2 separate regions of the Homo sapiens genome follow, and region 2 is linked to region 1. Evidence: chromatin loops called from intact Hi-C (ENCODE). Cell type or tissue: endothelial cell of umbilical vein. All regions are shown on one strand. Links, peaks and the distances in the headings refer to the core of each region. The heading gives the core; the rest is flanking DNA.

Region 1 (8,220 bases), core at 2,121-7,120:
CCTGTGGTCTTTTTAATCTTGTACCTGAAGGGAGTATTGTGTGTTCTGTGTAAAGCATTGATAGCTGGTAACAATCAAGTCCCTATTAGCCAATTAACGCTGGCAAGATGTGGCCTGTTGCCCAAGCTCTAGGACCTTTTGATTCAGACATGCAGTGCATACCGTTTGAACTTAAGAAAATTCTGTGCTTCTTGCCCAGCTGTCTCATTATTTTTGTTGAACTGGGTAGGGGACCACGATGATAGCATGGGTGAATGAGAGGAGGCTCTGGAAGAAACACAAGCTGTACATCCAGAATCTTAGGATACTTTGCTTACCATTAAGAAGCAAGCCCACTCATGATTAGGGCTTACTCTTTATTCTCCAAATGCTTTTTGATTCCTTGTTCACCTAAAAATCAAGTCAACTACTAAAGAGGGCCATGTCACAAACACTTGAATGTGTTTGACTGTGTGCTTAGGAAAGGGCGGCCAGTGCATACCAACCATACCGACAAACACGTTACACCTTGGGCCCTTTTTGGAGCTATTCAGGAAAGTCAATGGGAGCTTTGTGTAAACAGGCAGCAAAGAACTGCACTCATTGTATTTGCTTCTTTGCCTTCAGTCACCTGCGTTTGGATTTTAATCTGCAGTAAACCTTGGGAGTCATTATGGCTTGATTATAGCCTCATTCTATTTATCCCCCTTCCTTGGGGATACCTTAGTAATTTTTATTTTGAGAGTTCAAATTGGCAAGTGCTCCTGTTCCTGGATAAGTATTAGAGATTAATAAATGATGCCTGAGACTGGCATTGTTTAGGAGCTAGCAGATGTTCAGAGATTAGTAGTATGAAGAGAATTAGAGGGAAATGAGTATAGAGAAGAGTTGGTAATTGTAATGTGGAGGGGTCCTATTATAGGCTTGATAGAATGCTTTTAGGCCAAAGAGCTCTAGAAATCCATTTTCAATTCTAATCAACCCAATATGTTTTATATTGACATGTTGCACGAAGACATTGATATATTAGAGCCTTCTTAACATTCTTTGATCTTTGTGTGGAATTTCTCTCTTCAATCTGATATTACCATTTATTTTTCTTTTTCCTTTTTTTGCCATGAGGAAGTTTTGTTTGGCCTGGAATAAATGAAACTCGGAGCCCAAAAGGCTCAGTTAAATTGAGCTTGAAACCGAAAACCCATGACGCTCTAGTGAGCACTGAGTGCAAAGAAGAATATTTGCTATGCTTCACCCCCAGTGGATTCCTCTGACTTTTCTATTTCTATTTTCTCTTTGCCTTCCAAACTAGAAGATAGAAAAATTATAAATGTGTGCAACTAAGCCTTCTAAGATATGAAATTCTTATAAACTAGAACTTTTAATAATTGACTCAGTGATTCCGATTAAACCATTGTTGACTGTGAGCAAATTTATTGACCTAGTTGCAATGAAATACCCTGGCATATTATGTCAGCTTCCAACTGGCCAACACACAGATGCCATGCTTGCTGCTGACGGCTATCAGACGTGTGCCAGTTGGCAGCTTCAGCCACAAGCCATAGATCAAATGGAGATGGAGAAAACATTGCTCTCCATTTTGCCTGCTAAGCCAGTCCTGTTCTCAATTCAAGACTGGAACAGCCCAGTGCAAATCCTTGATAAATTCAGTGAAACTCATATTAAAGGCACCTCTTTATGAACTTCAGTAGCATTGATTACTAATACACCTGTCAACTCCCTGCAATAATTTTGTTTTCATTAATGTTTCTCTACTATAACGTTAAATCTGATAGAAAATCCCAGTTGAAATCAGGACATAGCAACTTTGACATTTTCCTCATTGTCAACTAAGATTGGGGTGCAGAAGAAATGTTTTAGGGAAAAACTTTGAAGCTGGCATTTAAACATTTGTCTCTATTAGTTTGGTTCACTCCTTATCATAAACCTTGGTAATTACATTTTGTACATCCCTCGAGGCTTCAAGACTGACAAGACTCTGTTTAAAGAGAAGGAATGGAAAACTAACATACTTGAATTCAGCTTACTTGATTCGGCTTACTTGGCTGCATGAATTATGACAACATCTTTCATCACTGAAGTAATCTCATATAGTAATGTTGGACAGCATGACAATAAATTGCTTTTATCTTGCCTTTTTTCAGTTTAGAGATTTTCCTTATAGCAAACATTTTTCTGTAGAAACCACATACATTTTTCTTAGTGTTTTTTTTTTTCCCCCAGTAAAAAAAAAAAAGAAGAAAATTGAGTAAATGGATGTTTTTGCATCTACTTGGTATTTTGTATTTCCATGAAGAAAATAAATGTTCACATTTCCTAGGCTTTTCTTGATTCTGGACATTTATTCTTACCACATGCACAGAGAGTTCTTTATAGTATTTCTCTTAAAAGGGCCTAACCTTCTGCTAAATATAGGAAGTGAGGGATGAGTCAGGATGAGAGAACAAGAAAAGAGATAAGATGAAAATATTATGCTACCTAAAATATTTTAGGCAAGGTTTCTGTACAGTATAGTCTTGGTAGCTTTTGATGCTGTTAGCTTTTACTATAGTATGAGCTGGTTCTGTTTGTATAGGAAGGATTTTGCTTTGTTCCCCTATTGCTTGAACTAAGAGAGAAATTCTAGTTTATTTGTGTGTGAATTAGAAGTAGCAAAAGCACCACTCAACATTAAATCAGACTCTCTTTGTATGAAACGGCCATTTTGATTCTAATTTTCTTTGACCAGGATGAGGCATTCATTCACAGCAAAGTGAGTAAATCTCATAATAATAAAAATGACAGATGTTAAAGTATCCAGTTAAAATAAAGTGAGTGCAATTGATTCTTTTTTCCATTTGGACCTTTGGTGCTTTGACACATTTGGGACCTGTTAAAGTTGTTAAAATACTAGTATGTTTTAGGTGTTTTAAATATGTTACCTTATTAATTCTAATGATAATTCTCAAGGCAAACATGGTACTGTTTTCATCCCCATTTGTAGATGAGAAAACGGAAGCAAAGAAAAGTTAAGTGTTTCTTCAACTTAACAAGTTGATTACTGGTGAATTGAATCTAGGGAATCTGACTCCAGATATCTCGCTTTTAAATGGATGCTTTATGGCTAAGGTTCACTTGCTTCTTTGCAAACAAACAAATCCAGTGTTTCTGTTTCCTCTTGTAGGTAACTGTCTATTGACTTAATATTACAACAATCCACATTATTTCAACATTTCTTAACTTTTCTTTTCGATCCTTCTTGAGTGGCAGGATTGTTGAGTAGATAAACAAAATGTAATATGTTCATACAATGAAATATTACTCAGCGATGAAAAGGAATGAAGTACTGATACATGCTACAACATGAATGAACCTTGAATACATTATGCAAAGTAAAAGAAGCCAGGCACAAAAGGATACATATTGTATGATTCCATTAGTATGAAATGTTCAGAATAGACAAATCTAGAGACAGAAAGTAGATAAATGGTTGGCAGAGGCTGTGGGGAGGGAGGCAATAGGGATTGGCTGCTAATGAGGATGGGTTTTTTTTTGGTAAGACAACTACTATTAGGTCCCTGCTCCAGTCTTTGTCTCAGAACCAAGTTTTGGTATCAAGACAACCAGAAAGAAATATCATCCTTCTGTGGCCTCACGCAGTGAAACTTCTGCGAGTGACAAACTTTCCCAAAGAACCCACGGTAGTCTTTGCATCTATATACTTATACTAAAGTTTCCCAAATAATTAATAAGCATTTCTCACCCACAGGTTACTCATCTTAGGGCTTAATTTGTAAAGCTTCTTGAAAGCTTTGGTATCCAAAGTGTGGCTCTAGGCCTACACGGCCACTGCTTAGAAGCATGTTACAAATGTAAATTCTGGGGCCTCACTTAGGCCTATTGAATTAGAGTCTGCATTTTAACAAGGTCCTTAGGTGATTCCTGAGCATCATGAAGTATGAGAAGCTCTGCTTTAAAGAACAGACATGCCTACACTGCCAGAATGTGATTCAAAGACCAAAATCCCACCTCTGCCAAATATTGGCCATGTAAATGTGAGCAAGTCGTATAGAGACTGTGAGCTTCAGTTTCTGCATCTGTAAAAGAGATCACATAACCAACAGCACAGGGTTGTTGAAGGATGATAGTAGAACCCATGAAAAGTATTTGAAATGGTGCTGGGTATACGTTGTCAAAGCAAGGCTGACCCTGTGTGGACGTGACTTTTGATGTCAGGATGAACTCCAGAGCAAGGGCAACCTCGTCTTTTTGGTCCTGCCCTGGGACTTCCCCAGGCCAGAGTGGCATGGGTGGCAGTGGAAGTGGGAGGTGAGGCGGTCATGCATTTGTGGTGGCCAGGGGCCTGGAAAATCTGATGTCAAGGAATGTCCCAGAAGCAGGAGGAAGGTTGACAGGGCTCAGGGAGAGACCCGCTTCCTTTAGCTTTATCAGTATATTCACACACAAGGATTTTTGCACATCTAGCCTCAAACCAAGGGACAGTCCAATGAGAGAATTGAAAAGGGGAAATGTAAGTCAGCAATAAAGGACTTAAAACATAAGAGAGAGAACTAAGAAGGTAGGAAAAAAGGAGTGATAACCACACCCAGACTCTAAAAGAGCTCTGAGGATAATCAGTTTAGCCCGCAGCAGAACCTATTGTACAGGCAGATCTTCCCGGTCTCTGCCCCTGTGGGGTTTGCAGGTGAATGCATTGATAGAGGGGGAATTTTCCTATTGCCACTAACAGGCTCAGGACACATTTTCAGAATGCATTATAAAAACAGCACTTCCTCAGCGTCCCTCACTGTGGTCACACTTCCTGATCAACATGGATTTTGTTATAATAGTTTCTCTCTGTTGACAGAAATGTAGCTGGCAAACTCAGGCAGCCTGCAGCTGGATCCTGAGCCAAAACAAACACACCCTTTGGCTCCTCCTAGCTCCAGATGATTGTAGTTTTTGACTAGGTGCCCTGGCAGCCTCCATGGCTATCATTGTTATTATTTCAACTTATTGTAAACTTTCTAAAATAATTCGAGTAAAGATATATATTCCATGATAGGACAAGGGTCAGCTAAGTTCACTGTAAGAGGAGAAAACACAGAGCGAGGTGTAAAGCTGCCTGGGGCAGTGTTCTTTAGAAATAGAGATTCATGACCTTCTAGATCCCCTTTCCAGTGTCCTGTTGCCTGAACTGTTTTTCACATTATAGGGGCGACATGATACACTGAGTGTAAAATATGCCAACATGATCTAGAATCTACTGGTTATTTTTGCACCTGGTTTTAATTCTGGCCACCAGAAAGTAAAATAAAATAAATAGGATCTTCAGTTTCATTTTTTAAAATTTATATTATTTCTTTTTTTCATATTTCTATTTCTATCTCTACTTTCGTTTTGACATTTCTATGTATTAGATATTACCATGAACTCCTGAAATTGTGGCAAATTGAGTGGGTAGTAGAGTTAAAGTCTCTCTCTGCCTTTTTCCAATCTGCTCTCATTTTCACTTATTTATGTGCTTCTTCCCCCTGTCTCTGACACACGCCAGTGCCTCCCAGACTCCTAAGCAGGTGTGTATGTGCTGGAAACTTCCACCAGGGCTTCCCCATTGTGTCCTAAATCCCACTTTCCGCCGCGCTGCTTCCTCACCCTCTCTGTCTGTTTCCTGCATCTATTTCTGTAACTTTCATTAAACACTTGTTGTCTGCCTTGGGTTGTTAAGATGCTGGCTTCTCTGACCAAAAGGTGTTGTCACTTTTAAATCTTCCTTGTTTGCATCCTCATTTGTCCTGGCAATGTTATTTTGCACTAAAGAGACTGTGAAGATGAGTTTATAGAATTCCTTAATTCCATGATATCTTGCTCTGGGCCACTAAAAGGGGGATGAAAGAATGTGATAATACATCTTTATTATTTTCCAAATGCTAAAAGAGGTAACCAAGCTCATGATATTTCATAGAAATCCTCTACTGAAGTAAACGGAGACAGTGCCACGCAAACCGACAATTAGTTCCCAAAGACCTGAGTCCTCAAGTTGGCTTGTCTTCCTTTTACTCTATGTCTTAAGTTTGTGGTACATATACACCATAGAATACTATGCAGCCGTAAAAAAAATGAGATCATATCCTTTCCAGGAACATGGATGGAGCTGGTAGCCATTATTCTTAGCAAACTAATGCAGGAGCCAAAAACAAAACACTGCACGTTCTCACTTATAAGTGGGAGCTAAATGATGAGAACATATGGACACATAGAGGGGAAAAACACACACTGGGGCTTACTAGAGGGTGGAAGATGGGAGGAGGGAGAAGATCAGGAAAAACAACAAATGGTTACTAGGCTTAATACCTGGGTGACAAAATAATCTGTACAACAAACCCCCATGGCACAAGCTTATCTATATAACAAACCTGAACATGTGCCCCTGAACTTAAAATAAAAGTTAAAGTTAAAAAATGAGCTAATTTAAATAAGCAACAATTATGTCATTTTGCCCCTCATGACCTATGGCTTTTGTCAACATCGTCAGGATATATGTCAGGTTTTTCCTTCAGTCAAAAGACAAAATTACAGCACATTTACTTGAACAATCTATTTTTTCATTATATTTTAAGTTTTCGGGTACATGTGCAGAACGTGCAGTTTTGTTTCGTAGGTATACACATGCCATGGTGGTTTGCTGCACCCATCAACCTGTCATCTACATTAGGTATTTCTCCTAATGCTGTCCCTCCCCTACCCCCAACCCCCCTACAGGCCCCGGAGTGTTATGTTCCCCTCCCTGTGTCCATGTGTTCTCATTGGTGAACAATCTATTTGGCTTGTAGTTGTGATTCTAAGATTGGGCAACATTGGCCAGGCGCGGTGGCTCACGCCTGTAATCCCAGCACTTTGGGAGGCTGAGGCGGGCGCATCATGAGGTCAGGAGATCCAGACAATCCTGGCTAACACGGTGAAACCCCGTCTCTACTAAAAATACAAAAAATTAGCCAGGCGTGGTGGCGGGCGCCTGTAGTCCCAGCTACTCGGGAGGCTGAGGCAGGAGAATGGCATGAAGCCCAGAGGCGGAGCTTGCAGTGAGCCGAGATTGCGCCACTGCACTCCAGCCTGGGCGACAGAGCGAGACTCCGTCTCAAATTAAAAAAAAAAAAAAATTGGGCAACACCTCATTCTACAAAACAGAATTCTATACAATAGAGAGTGTGTTGCAATGAGCTGAGCAGAGGAGAGTGGCTTTCAGTTAGAAAAAGGTTGAAGAAGGCAGAGACAAAGAATGAAAAGTGGATTGATCATTCCAGAATGACTTTCTTTATAGGTTTCAGCAGTGGGAAATTCCTTAATATGCCAGCTCAGGTAAACTAGGTTTCTTCTGGTTGATTGCTGTCAATCTCCTGGTTTTGTGTTTGTTTGCTTATTTTTATTTATTTTTTAAAATTTTTGAAAACTGGCCTGTTTCAGAGTTTAGTTTAATTATGTGGTATTTAGCGTGAGTGACTTCATTCTGGTTTAGTTTGGTTGGCTGGGGCCCAGTGTAGGAGCACAGTCCCAATACTGACCTCACGTAACTTGGTTTAGTACCTCCAAAAACGGGAGTGAGGAGCAGAGCACCCCATAGATAACCTTTCTTCACCCATCAGGACTCTCAGGTAGAGGGTGACACCCATTAACCATCACAGTGCTCAGCCGCTTGCCACACAGGACTAACTTGTATAGTTGCCAAGAGAAATTGGCCAAAGAACTCAGGATCGTCTCTTCCCTGCTGTGCTCTGGGTTGTTCGGTCACATTGTCATGACAGTTCTTCCCACTTGTTCTTTGGGTGCCCATGGAAACTTAGTTTACTTTGTCAGTTTTCTTATCTGGCAGAAAACTAGTCTCCATGGTGACTAAGAGCCTCAGACATAAGGAGGGCAAAAATCAGTAATGGAAACAGTAATTGAGTTTGAGAGTTCTTTGGGGGAGACTGAAAGGTATTGGTAATTATAGTGCAGTTGTAATACCTGCTGGAGTATGGGGGAGACTGAAAGGTATTGGTAATTATAGTGCAGTTGTAATACCTGCTGGAGTATGGGCGAGCCTGGGAGATGTTGTACTCAACATTTTGTTGAAGTGTTTTTGAACCTTCTTGAAGCTCTTAGGGCAATGCTATCTCACAGAACTTCCTGTGGTGATGAAAACGCTCTGTATCTGCACTGCCATATGGTAGCCACTAGCCACATATGCCTACGGAGCACTTGAAA
Region 2 (8,220 bases), core at 1,763-6,762, 330 kb before region 1:
AGCCTGGCTCTCCCATGTGTTAGCTGTGTGGCCTTCGTGGTTATTGAACTTCTCTGTTGCTGCACTTTTCTCATCTATAAAATGGAGATTGAAATAGTGCCTAACTCAGTAAATGCGAAGTGCTCAGAGCAGTACCTAACATGTAGTACTAATTGTCCAGTATTAGTAGATTTACTCTTTTCCCAGGGTTTTACACTTTACATTTAACTACACCTGATAATCCGCTTACTGATCAATACGTCTTTTTGCAGCCTCAGTAACCTAAAAGTATTAAGATCATTTTGGCCTTTTTAGTATACTCGTATAAACAAAAGTTTCTCCTTTCAAAGAAGTCATATGAAGAGGTGCTACATTTATGTCACTACATCAACATATTTGAATAATTATTTTTAAATTTTCCTTAGATTCTGAAAAAAGAGATTCTTTTCAGTATCCTCAGTAATAACAAATCTTTGTCCTTGAATACAGAGTATCAAAAATTAAGCCAACTCTATTAAGATAAGTTATCTATGCAGATACTATCTTCTATATGTATAATTTTGCATACTTGTACAGTTAGATATACTTTATAACTTTATAATCTCAATAAAACATACACATATCTATTTATATATAAACTGTGAGTGAGTGAGTGTGTGTGTGTTTGTGTGTTTTGGGAAAGGGAGTATCAGGAACCAGTGTTTAATGTAAGCTGAACTATTTTCATGAACATAAATTCAATCATTGAGTCACAGCTCATATGAAAAAAATCACATGTGATTTATTGCATGTTTCAGAGCTTTTAAAATAAAGCCTAATTAGATTTTTGACCTTATGGGATGAATTCTACATAAAGCATGCATTGAGTCTAATGGAGTAAAAAATGAACATCTTTTCTTTCCAGTTCTGCCGTCCTTTTCCTCCCTTCCATATACCTACATCCTATAGACACCATAATACTATAGCACTGATCTTGGAGGAACCTGCAGAAAAGGCCATCAAATGCAGTGGGGGCGGAGGGGGTGCTGTACTTCAATAAGACACTCAATCTAACCTTGGGCATAAGCGTGCCTCCTCTTTGCCTGAGAAAGCTTTACTGCTTTAGCAGCCAGTGATATATCTGTATGCATTTGGCATCCTGAACGTGGCCACTTTAATTATTTTAAGGTTTCCTCTAAAAGTCTGCCTTGCTACTTGAATGGAGATGTGGTCATTTGTGCTAATTGCATTTTAGAATCTCTATTTTATTGGTTACAATAAGCTAATGTTTACAACTTTTGTTCATATCAAATGCCATTGGGCACTTAATTATGTAACAATTTGCTACCTAGGTATATTTTGCAAACATCAAAAGGCACCAGTCCATCTCCACATCACTATGTCTGTACTATGTGTGCATCATATAGCTGTGGCTTTTTTTTTCAGGCTCATTGAAGTGCTGCATTCCCACTGCTACTGAAGCCCAGGGTCTTGGCTTGAGAGCCCTCTGCCTGATGCCCAGAAAGGGATTTGAGACTGAGACAATATTGTTGCACTAGGGTCTTTGCCATGAAGCTTTTAAGAATGAGAGAAACTAAGATACAATATGACTTGTGGATCTCCAGGATCATACGCTGCTTGGATAGCTTACTTGTTGAAAGCAGGGGATCTTCAAAAGCCAAAAAACATGCCTCCTTTCTGACATATGGGCAGAGAGCCTAGACACTCAGAGACCTCTTCTATTTTACAGAAGATGGCGCTGAGGTCAGGATGGTGAAGGAACATGCACAGAGAAAGGCTGGGCCAAAACTGGGCCCAGATTTTGAGAAAATGAAGCCCACTGTTCCAATTTTTATTTTATTTCTTTTGATCTAAGAGAAAAACTGCATAGTCTAGTAATATACTTAGTAAAAAGACCAACTATTGTACTCTGTGAAGTTAATGTTATGAGGGTTGGATGTGTCTTAGAATCTGATCATGGAGTTAATTTTACTGTATTGCAAGATTTTAAGATGAGCTGGTGTTCTCTTGTTATGCCCATATGCCATCATTCCCTCCCCCCTCACCCAGAATGTGAATAGTATTCCCATTGTGGGAACTGCTGATTGACATCAAGGCACTCTGTTGTCATGGCTCTAGTTTAAAAATGTGAAAGAAACTAGATCTTTTCAACCTAAAGGTTCTCTCTGTATAGTTAATTAAAGACATTTTAAGAAGACATTTGGATTATAGGAAAGTGATGATATCACGTTATGACATTTATTCCTTACCCCAAGAATCTCAGTAATTGGTTCACCTATTCAAAACTGTTATTTTATCAGAGGGTAAAGATTCCAGGACCCCCAGTCAGACTTATCTAATTTCCCTAATTGGCATATTAAAAAAAAAACTCTGGACACAAGAACTTTCTGATTTGTGAATATGCCATTCACTCACTTAAGACAAAATTTAATGTAAAACTTATCTAATGTTAATGAAAGTCTATAGAAAATTTTAGCCGGGGCTTAACCACTGGCTAATATACAATTTATTTCATTGTATTAAAGAATAGATTTACAAATTTCATTAGAATTCCACAGAAATATAAACTATTAGAATGCGGTACAGCGCAGGGTGTGTATTGAGATTCTCACTTTACAATGAAGGAAACTATAGCTTGGAAAAAGATAAAATGACCTTTCTATAATTATATAACAGATAAACATATAGTCCATAGCAATATAGATACCAGATCCCACAGCTTTTGACTTCTAGTCCAGTATTTTTCCTACTAGGCCAGGGTATTTTATGTAATCAGAGTTATTTTATTCTATGCAGTGCTGTTGTGATAGATGAAAAACAGAAGGTGTACTCAATGCCTTCTAAGAACTTCTGCTCTCATAAGTCTCATATCTTACCATGGATAGATATGTGTATTTACAGGTTTATCTATGACTCCTTCAAGAATAACTTACTACTACTTCTTTCCTTTAAAACAATTTTTTTTTTTCTTTGAGACAGGGTCTCACTCTGTCACCTAGCCTGGAGTGCAGTGGTGCAATCATGGCTCTCTGCAACCTCCGCCTCCCAGGCTCAAGTGATCCTCCCACACTCAGGTGATCCTCCCACCTCAGCCTCCTGAATAGCTGGGACCACAGGCACACACCACCATGCCTGGCTAATTTTTGTGTTTTTGTAGAGACGGGGTTTCAGCATGTTGCTAAGGCTAGTGTCAAACTCCTGAGCTCAAGTTATCTGCCCCCGGCCTCCCAAAGTGCTGGGCTTACAGACATGAGCCACTATGCCTGGCTTAAAAATGTTTTAAAATATACCTAAAATCTGATCAGATGTGGTAACCAAAACCAATAACAAAACAAAACCAGTCAAATTAATGCACAAAGACATTGTCTGAAGATGGTAGAAATGTGATTTAGGTGAAACTGTATGAATAAAGGCACAGGTGAGCCCAGTAAGAGTCACCAACATGAGGTACCCACTAGGAAAGCAAGTGCAGGTTAGTCTGCACTAAATGAAATGTGATCAGTTTGAATGATGGAAGTAATAGGACTATTTTGCTTTGTGTAGCCACATGATGGGACCTTGTGTTATGTTTTGTGTGACACATCATTCAAAGCACTACCGATCAACTGGAATGTATTCCTAGGCTCAGAAATTGAATGTTGAATAGACTTGAAGTCACAGAGTAATGTCTAAAGAAGTTGCAGATATTTTGTGTAGAGAAGGAAAATCTGGATGGGGGATGATAGATGCCCTCCAGTAACTGAGGAACCATCATGGGGAAGTCACACTAGATTGAGCTCCCAAATCAAGGGCTAATAAACAGAAGCTCCAGTGAGGCTCCTACTGTCATAGAATAGGACATTTTGGCTCAGAGGTTTTTCTTTTCTTTTCTTTTCTTTTTTTTTTTTTGAGACAGAGTCCCACTCTGTCACCCAGGCTGGAGTGCAGTAGCGTGATCTTGGCTCACTGCAACCTCCGCCTCCTGGGTTCAAGTGATTCTCATGCCTCGGCCTCTTGAATAGCTGGAATTACAGGCGCATGCCAGCACGCCTGGCTAATTTTTGTATTTTTAGTAGCGACAGGGTTTTACCATGTTGGCCAGGCTGGTCTCAAACTCCTGACCTCAGGTGATCTGCTCGTCTTGGCCTCCCAAAGTGCTGGGATTTCAGGCATGAGCCACCGCGCCCGGCCTTAGCTCAGGGTTTTAAATACTGAGGCTGTTGCATTCAAAAGATGGAATGGCTTGTCTGTCTCCCAGGGCACTGCGTTTATAGTCACCAGAGGTGTTCCCCTTGAGCCTGGATGATTACATGGAGGAGGTTTTAAAGGGCAGCATTCACAATTTAGATTTGCAGTTGGACCAGATGACCTTTAAGGTGCTTTCCAGCACCTGGGGTTTTATGATTCTATTTCTATTATGCATCTACGCTGGGTATGTGTCACATTGTTTGAAGCAAACACTGAGAATGAACAGGAGCACAGTGTGGAATGTTGATGGCGCTCACATCTATTTTGTGTTTCAATTTCTGGAAGCAGTCTTTGTCTTTGAGGCAGTTTGGTCCCTGACCTTCTGTAACATTTGGAGCCCAGCCACACTGTCTTTGTTTACTGTAAAGAGCATGGAAAAACCGACTTCCTGACAGTGCTCTGCAAAGTCTAAGGTCAAACCACTCACAGGTGAACAAACACAGTTCTTCCACCTTAAACTTGCCATTTGGTCCCTGTAAAATGGACGAGGGTAATAACGCTGGACAGCAGAGAGAGGGGAAATCAGTCCTCTGCCAGCAGCCAGCAATTAGTCACTTTGTCAGTCTGCTTTGGGAAGGGCTCATCTTAATTCAGCATCCATTTTGAAGAGGTTAGAAACCATGACATGCAGTTTTAAGTCCTCTAGCAACTCTGCTAAATAAACCTATAGACCCTGCCTTTCTTGACACTATCAGCACATCATTAATATTTCCCAGGATTGCACAGATAAAGCATAGCATTCTTATTCACTTAAAGGATTGAAGAGTCACATTCACTGAATATTCACATCATGCAAGCCATTTCTGCTATGGTAAGATCTCTAAGGTGGGTTGGCTCCCTGTCAAGAGAGCATACCCTTCTTTTTTTTTTTTTTTTTTTTTGAGACAGTGTCTTGCTCTGTTGCCCAGGCTGGATGGCAGTGGCATGATCATGGCTCACTGCAACCTCTACCTCCTAGGCGTAAGTGGTTCTCCCACCTCAGCCTCCTGAGTAGCTAGTACTACAGGTGCACACCAAAACACCCAGCTAATTTTTGTACTTTCTTTGGTAGAGATGGGGTTTTGCCATGTTGCCCAGGCTGGTCTCGAACTCCTGGGCTCAAGCAATCCACCCACCTTGGCCTTCCACAGTGCTGGGATTACAGGAGTGAGCCACTGCACCTACCCTGCCTCCCCTGCTATTTTTTGCTCTCATCAAATGCAATAGCTTCCCTCTGTAAAAGGAAGGGAAGTGTCTTCCTGGGTAAGTGTATTGTAAGCTCTTTAAGGGCCCTAGACAATGCCTACCACACTGTCTTAGATTAGCAGGTCCACATAATGCATTTGTGTGAACATCATTGAATCAAACAATGACCTTGCTCACACATTTACCCCCTTTACTCAAAATCACTTATTTGTGAGATCCAAGTTTTCTTCTTACTATTTAAAGATTATTAGAGTTGATCTAAAGTGATATAAATGAAAATATTGCCAACATAAATTCACATTTTTCTTTTCTCTTGGAATAAATTCAGCTTTGGCTGTATTTTTTTTTTCTCTTGTTCTTTTTTTTTTTTTTTTTTTTGGTCTGTGGTGTAAGCAGGCTCTTGAAATGCCCTAGTTATCTAACACTGCTCTTGAACTCCACTTACAGATGATATACTAGCCTTTTACTAAAATATATCTGGGTATTAAAAGCTCAATTCTTTACTGCTGATGAGAAAGATTATTAACACTTTTTTTTCCCCAGCTATAATATGAGGCAGTAACACCCCTTTTTACTTCCAGAGCCAGAGGCAGTATGTCACATTAACCTTCATTAACTGCCCAAGAAATGAGGTACGTTCGTTAATTTAGTATTCTGGTTAGCTAAAATTGTGTGAGAAGGCTGATAAACGTCTGTGGTTTCTCCCTGTGCTATTAAAAAAAAAAATAAAAGAATGTTAAAGTATGTTAGCCCGCTTATCTTATCATCTTGGTAAGTTCAACATTCTGATTAGGGGGCAGATCTGGACAGGATGAGTCTACAGCTGGTGGGCAAGGATGGGGGTCGCTGGGGCAGGGTAGAGGAAACGCAGCCTGACTGAGATCAGCCTGAGGAAGAGCATCTGAGGCGTGTGGTGGGGGAAATCAGGTAGCATCTGAAAAGCAAGCCAAAGGTGGAAAGAGAAAACAAATTCTGTTTATATATAAGTAATGGCATGATGGAAGCCAACCCACCTAAGCCACTCAGATACCCTGTGAATTACTAAATTCACTGTAGAGATTTTTGTTATATGTGGCGTCATCACTTCTGATGTTCCCATTTCTACCTTCATCACCTTCATTTATTCATTACTTTAAAAAGGCATATCAAGCATTTTGCTAGCTACTGGGGAAAAAAAGATGAACGACACAACTCCTAAGCTCAGGAACCTGCGTTCTTTCTTCAGCTGAGCTTTAAAAAATGTAGAGTCAGCTTTACCATCACCTCTTCTCTGTTTTCCAAGAATACCGCAATAATGTCATTTCTTCATAACACCTCCAGAATCCATCTCAATTTTCCTTTCACCGCTACCAAGATTTGGGCACCATTCCCTTTTAGCCAGGCAATTGCAGAAGCCTCTTGATTAGTCTCCTTATACCCAATCCCTTCCTCCCCCATCAATCTTAGATTTGGCTACCGGACTTATTATCCTACAATTTGGTTGTTGGTCCCAATGTTTATGAAGAGGGTAATAGCTTTATATTGTGGCTCTCCTCAACCTAGTCCCGCTTCTACAGAACTAACACCCTACTTGATTCCTTCATCCACCTTCAGACATATGCATGTATTTTCACCTACCTGGTCTCCCTCCCACAATTTTTTTCATTTCCAAAGCAGGACAGCACGGTGGTTAAGACCACGCACTCGGGGGCCAGATATGCTTTACTACTTACTTGCTGTGTAGTTTGGGCAACTTATTTAACCTCCCTCTTGTGCTTCTGTCTGTGTATCACTGAAAATAACTTATTAAAAATATTTTCTCATAAAATTAAGTAGGTTAATGTACCTAAAATGCTTAGAATAGATGCTGGCACATAGTAAGTGCTAATTTTTAGCGACTGCCATTGCTATTGTTGTTAATACCTAAATCCTGCCCTACTCCCTGGCCCGATATTTTATAGCTCACTGCAAATCCCAGAGAACTCGGGGAACCTCCGCAGACATTTAGGTAGAAGTGTTTGTTCCCTTTTCAGCCCATCTGTGGTACCACTTATCTGACCCACACTTAGCAAGTGGATTGAGACTTACTAATTATTTTCATGGGAAATAAAACCTGAAGAAATGACTAGCAATAAAAGATAATAAATGGTTAGTAATGATTGATAGAAAAAAGTAGCACAGGCTCTATAGAGTATGTTCTCTGAGGGCAGGGACAATGCTTCGTGTGTCTTTGTTTCTTACACAATGCTTTATGCGTTGTTATTAACAAAATTGAGCCCCCATTTTTTTTTCTGATTCAATGGAGGATGTGATCAGAAGATCATTAATAGACCAATCTGTTTAAATAGACAATGAATAATCAGATAATAGATTGTCTTGACTGGTAGTGTATGAACGTGAAGAAATAAGGAGCCACCTTGGTTTTGGACAAAGGGTTGTCTAACCCATCTGGACAGTAGTTCTGGACATCATGAATGTGGTGGTTTGGTACGATTAGTTTGGTGGCAGGCTGCCAAATGGAATGAAACAAAAAGAGGGTGACCAGATTGGAGATCATTGGGTGGGAGGGTATGAGAACCTGAGCTTGGACTCTAGGAATGAATGGAGAAGAAATCTTAAATCCAAGGGCAGATGGTAAAGAAACAATATATAGGATTTGGGAGATCATAGAGGATGTTGAAAAGGCAAGGGTAAAAAGTGACTGCTGGATCTCTTCCTTGGTTAACTTTGGAGAATTCAAATTGGGAAAAGGTTGTCTTGAAGGACAAAAGATGTGTGCAGTTACTGGACCTTGAGCTCCAAGATGGCAGAGACCATGCATCTCTTGCTCATCATTGGAACCCCAGGGTC

What was found. Peaks named below come from ENCODE experiments on the same cell type or tissue, not always from the same donor. Only the 100,000 strongest peaks of a DNase experiment are listed, where the experiment ranks them.
Region 2: a loop joins it to region 1, with 4 times the contacts of the local background. A loop is called at or near these places in 5 of 110 quality-filtered maps.

Annotation. Positions count from the first base shown.
Region 1 is chr6:22,466,369-22,474,588 of GRCh38, forward strand. All of the region lies in intron 4 of LOC105374971 (a long non-coding RNA gene), which reads left to right. Among named protein-coding and RNA genes, the nearest start is that of HDGFL1, 99 kb to the right of the region's middle. In endothelial cell of umbilical vein, for the core only: no CTCF peak of the experiment used is centred there; DNase peaks (open chromatin) are centred at 4,873 and 5,583; H3K27ac peaks cover 1,332 bases.
Region 2 is chr6:22,136,929-22,145,148 of GRCh38, forward strand. All of the region lies in intron 9 of CASC15 (cancer susceptibility 15), which reads left to right. All of the region lies in intron 2 of NBAT1 (neuroblastoma associated transcript 1), which reads right to left. Among named protein-coding and RNA genes, the nearest start is that of NBAT1, 6.2 kb to the right of the region's middle. In endothelial cell of umbilical vein, for the core only: no CTCF peak of the experiment used is centred there; a DNase peak (open chromatin) is centred at 4,583; H3K27ac peaks cover 1,553 bases.